2 separate regions of the Mus musculus genome follow, and region 2 is linked to region 1. A link is a loop called in an ENCODE intact Hi-C map of the cell type or tissue named here. Cell type or tissue: left cerebral cortex. All regions are shown on one strand.

Evidence for each region. Peaks named below come from ENCODE experiments on the same cell type or tissue, not always from the same donor. Only the 100,000 strongest peaks of a DNase experiment are listed, where the experiment ranks them.
Region 2: a loop joins it to region 1, with 4 times the contacts of the local background. A loop is called at or near these places in 13 of 42 quality-filtered maps.

The regions. Positions count from the first base shown.
Region 1 is chr17:75,088,034-75,090,533 of GRCm38, forward strand. All of the region lies in intron 3 of Ltbp1 (latent transforming growth factor beta binding protein 1), which reads left to right. Among named protein-coding and RNA genes, the nearest start is that of Ltbp1, 84 kb to the left of the region's middle. In left cerebral cortex, a CTCF peak has its summit at 876 (motif pointing right); DNase peaks (open chromatin) are centred at 381, 887 and 1,380.
Region 2 is chr17:75,535,902-75,538,401 of GRCm38, forward strand. It overlaps Fam98a (family with sequence similarity 98, member A), which reads right to left. Exons shown (of 8, transcript NM_133747.2): 8 at 1,185-2,500. The coding sequence ends at 2,301. Among named protein-coding and RNA genes, the nearest start is that of Fam98a, 15 kb to the right of the region's middle. In left cerebral cortex, a CTCF peak has its summit at 969; DNase peaks (open chromatin) are centred at 957 and 1,422.

The DNA.
Region 1 (2,500 bases):
GCTAAAATTAACTTATGTTTCAGGATGTCTTAGAATCAGTGAAATTAGAGATGAGTCCTGGATCTACCAAGAGCCTTTGAAAACACTGGTGAGAGTTAGTGCAGCTAAGATTGTTGGAAGTTTCACTGTGGAAAGCTAATACTTAGCACAATGGTGGAATTATTGAGAGGTTTTTTTCTTCTTCCCCTTTTGGGTCAGCTGAACTGCTACTGAGAGTTTCATTATGTGAATGCATTTAAAATAAACTATTTATGAACCTGCTTAATGCCGTTGTGCTTTAATGTTGGGATGTTAACGTCTGCATGAATCCCAGAATGGATTTAGTATTCTATATCATGTTGGAATGATGACAGGCCATGGGGGCGTAGGACAATGCTGGCACATTTTCAAAGACATTCCTCCCTGATCTGGGTACTGTAATAAACACAACTGCAGCTCGCTCAATTCATTATACACACAGTGTGGGTAACAGTTTGGAAGCTTTTTTTTTTCATTTTATTTTCTTTCCTTCCTCCTCCTCCTCCTCCTCCTCCTCCTCCTCCTCCTCCTCCTCCTCCTCTTCCTCCTCTTCCTCCTTTCCCTTCTCCCCCTCCTCCCCCTACCTCCTCCTTCCCCTCCCCCTTCTTCTCTTCTCCCTCCTCCTCCTTTCTTTTTTGAGCCACTCTGGTTTTAGAGGATTATGTATAGAACTGGAAATAGTATCTATCTGGTAAAAAGAGAAGTTAGATTTGACCCTTTCTTTAAAAAGAAAAAAGAAAAAAAGTAGCGAGAACTGCTGGATATACACACAGTGTGTGAACACCCACAACAGTCAGCGTACAAAGGGGCTGCCTTAGAAAGCGTGGATGGGTGCGATTTGCTTAAGTAAGATTTCGCTGTCGGGCAGCAGGTGGCAAGCTTGGCTTTTCGGTGTTCCCCTGTCTTATTATTTTTTTTATACTGTAGGATGCCAAAATTCGAAGAGGGTGGTTTGAGTCCACTAGAATCTGTCATTTCTTGGCAGCGCAGCCTTGAACCACCTCCTTTCCTCACTGCGGGTAATTGCCTTTCTTTGGATACCACTGCCGACCTTCAATTCCCCTGTTGCAGATGCTAGGAATTAATTCATATGAGCAATGCTTTATTCTCTTGTGATTTTAGCAACATGTTCCTAATGGAGAAAAGAAATTAGAAACAAATGAGTTTAATGCAGGCCCCATGCGATTTATATGGATTTGGTTGTGTCATTTCATTTAATAATGAATTTTGCGTGTATGTGTTGATATGGATATATATGTGTATATATATATTATTTGCACATGTCTAACTAGCTAAGTGCCTCGCTGTGGAGGTGAGAAAGAAGTGTATCTGGTATATCTGAAGTGGGTTCTAGGAAAGTATTTGAAAACAGAGCGGTAAAATACACACCCAGACCAGAATGCCAAAAGGGCTTCCTTGAGCTCTGCCATGTGCATATTCAGAATATGAATGAATGGAGCTGAGCTGGGGGCTCTGCACGCACTACTCAGTCACTGATCCACACCCCACACCCTAGGGTTTGAATTTTAAGTCTAGAAAAGAATTTACTTTTGGAGAGGAGAACCAAGAAGAGGCAGACACCAAATCCCTCTCTAGTCCACTCATTTGCACTTTTCTATATTAAGTGTCACACTTTAGATTATTTAATGTGTTATAAAGAATGGAAAATGATTTAGAAACCCAAGCCCTGATCACTGTAAGCATTTAGGAGTCCCTGAGGGGTCAGCATCAGCTCTGTGCTAGCTTCTCCTAGACCTTTTGTTAGACCAGAGTTCACACAGGGTATATTTTGCATTCATTTGTTTTGTATATGTGCTTGGCTTTTTTTTAATATCATGGCTCTGTATTTTAGTTTTTTCTTGTTCAAACATATGCTACCTATAAGCAGGTACATAGTGTATAAGGATAGCACAAACACTGTGCTCTTATATCTCCTTCCTATGTGAGACCTAGAAATGTTGGTCATATCTTTCTAGGCAATACTATGTAACTCTTCCTGAGCCCCTTATCCTGTTCTTTCCCAGGAAGGATTTCCTGCCAATCATACCTACTTCACAGATATTTACATATTTTAGAACATGGTTCTACAGTATTTTGTTACCCAGCATTTGGGTTTTAACTAAGTAAAATCAGTTCCCATCTGGTAAATCACATGTGTAGGAGAGGGCTAACATTATTTCTTGTGATGAATAGCTGGGCCCTTGCAGTGTCTGACCATTTGCTGTATAGTTATAGTGAACATTTTAACACAAATCTTGCATTGCAAATTGTTTTTACAAAAAGTTTTTTTTTTATATATAAACTGAAATAGGGGTCAAATGTTGTAGAAATTTTTAATCCTGACCTGGGGTTTCTACCCAGGCTTTGACCAATTAGTTTCTGGATAAAACACACACACAACCTTTATATTTACAACAAGCCTTAAACAACACAAGAGCTAGGTAGATACCTCCCCTCTATGCAATTAGAATCTACTTTCTAT
Region 2 (2,500 bases), 450 kb after region 1:
CAAGTGAAAACAGAATATGCCATCATTTAAGGGAACATTCTCTGCAAAACCCAACAATGCTAATGTGGTAATGTTGGTGGCTAGGATATCTTATCTAGAGAATTTATGGTCAAGGGGAGAAACTAAATTCTTCTATGGCTTCTCAATGTGGAGAACAATGTCTAGTTTAAATCATAAACAAGGATGAAAAACTTAAGGTCACTGTGGAGAAATCTACCATTTGTTCTCAAAAGATCATGCCTGAGAAAACAACCTTGTAATAATAAATCAAAATTCTACCTGTCAAGAGTAAGTCTAGTGGGAGGAAGACTCTGGAGTCCTGGATTACGGAAACAAAGCAAGTATCTACCTGAGGTAAGAGGAACCACCTACAGTAAACCTATGTATTCACTGCTGTTTAAGAGAAAGCCTACACTCTAATTCATTTTAATAAAGCATTTTGAACATCTTGCAATCACAAAAGGTAGCTGAAATTTGCTAAAATGAATAAAAGGATCATATTGGTCTTTCAAGGATAGTTTTAGTTATCATAAAACCCCTATTTCAATAGTAAAGTATTTTAAAGATAAGACCCCTTGGGGGCCTGTGAGATGGCTCAGAGTAAGGTATCTATCTGCTCAGGCCTGATTACTGACGGATGCAAATTTGACCTCCCAGCTCCCTCTGTTGGAGGGAGTAACCAACACCCGAAAGTTGCCCTGTGACCTTAAGATACATACATGCTCCACTCACTCACACACACACACACACACACACACACACACACACACACACATCACACCATAATAAACCTTAAAGATGGTCCACTTAGCAGAAGATACCATTTCTCTAATAAGTACTTTGTAGTTTCCAGGTCACTTTCTTCTAAGAAAACCACGTCTGCTTTTAGGGAGAACGGGAAACAAACCCTCTGAGGTTAGGGAGGGGCATTACTGCATCTTGCCTAACATGTGTAGCAACAGCTACACCCAGTGGACAGAGTCAGAGGAAGGCTTTCTAGCCGTACTGTTATAAATAAGGTAAATGTGGAAATAGCTTTTCCCCCTCCCAGTTTGTTTCAGTTTCCAGAAAAAGGGCTACCTTCTACTTAAGGAAATACCATTCAGGAACAAAAGCCTTACTCCATAAACCTGACACAAACGCACAATCTGGTATGAAAATAGCTAAAAGAAAACTCCCAGAGCAAGGAGAGAATGTGCAGGTACTTTATTGCTCACCTCTCACACCAAACACACCTCCAGCCACTTTCTTTCACAGCTTGACAGTGTTTACATGTACAAAAACCCGGCAGAAGCATTGAGTGATTTCAGGATAGACGTGGAGAGTGACTCAGCCAGGCTTCTGTCTTCTGCAGCAATAATGAAGGGCCTCCTGCACGGAGCAGGACTCCATCTCACTTCGTAGTGCACGTCCATCACAAGAAAGGTCCCTTGCCTAAAGCAAGCTAACTTGTATATGCTGAGCCAGTAGCATTAACTAGTGCATGGAACAGATGTCTGCTCGCCATTTCTTCTAGCGAATTTCAAGTAAAAACAAGGGTGAAGGAGGAACGTTTGTCTCGGATGGATGCAGGTCTGGTTTGAGTTGCTATACTTAACTAAGTGCCTACAGATACTACGGTTCTTGACTTAGTTTGCTTTTGTTGTTTTTATGGGTTTTGGCCGTGTTCATGGGTTTTGGAGGAGCATATGGTACAGTATTCCACCAACAGGATAAGGCTACTGAATGTGCTATCTGCAAAAGAGCTCATGTAATAGGAACCAACCCAACAGGTCTACCAAAAAGAAAGGTGACAAACATCTCTCTGAATAAAATGCCAATCAGGGCAGAGCTATGCTCGGAGAATAGACATCAGAAGGTAGCTTACGAAAAACATACATGGGTTGTTAATATGAGGAAGGTTTCCCAGCATTAAATATAAAAAAGTCCAGGCAAATCCTCATTTTCAAAACTTGCATATTGAAAATGTGAAAACTATTTTATTCAAGTAATTTCTTCAAAAAAGCATGTATGTTCCAACTGGATTAGTTTACCGGTCAACTAAAGGCAACTTAAATTGCCTTTAAAATTTGTTTTTCATAGAAAGAAGAGATATGTTTCTTAAATAAACAGTGTTATGTAAAACTGTTTAGTAATAAAAAGAGAGAAAGAATTGAATGAAGACCAGCAAATGGTTATCCTAAGCAGGAGTATGCCTGCTACCTGTGGTCTTACATTCATTCCAAATAGATGTTGGATTCAGGATTCTGAAACTAAGTTTCTATTACTTGAGCTCTAGCAAAATGTGAGTTTCTGTAGCCTCAACTAGTATAATGTCTTCCTTGTCCAAATCCAGAATGACTATACTGATAGCCTCCATGTTGGAAGTGCTGTTCAAACTGGCCCCCTTGATGATAAGTCTGGCTCCCTCTTCCTCCCCAGCCTCCTCCCTGGCTTCCACGTCCTCCCCGACCCCCTCGACCACCTCTTCCCCCACGACCACTGCCTCGTTCACCATGGT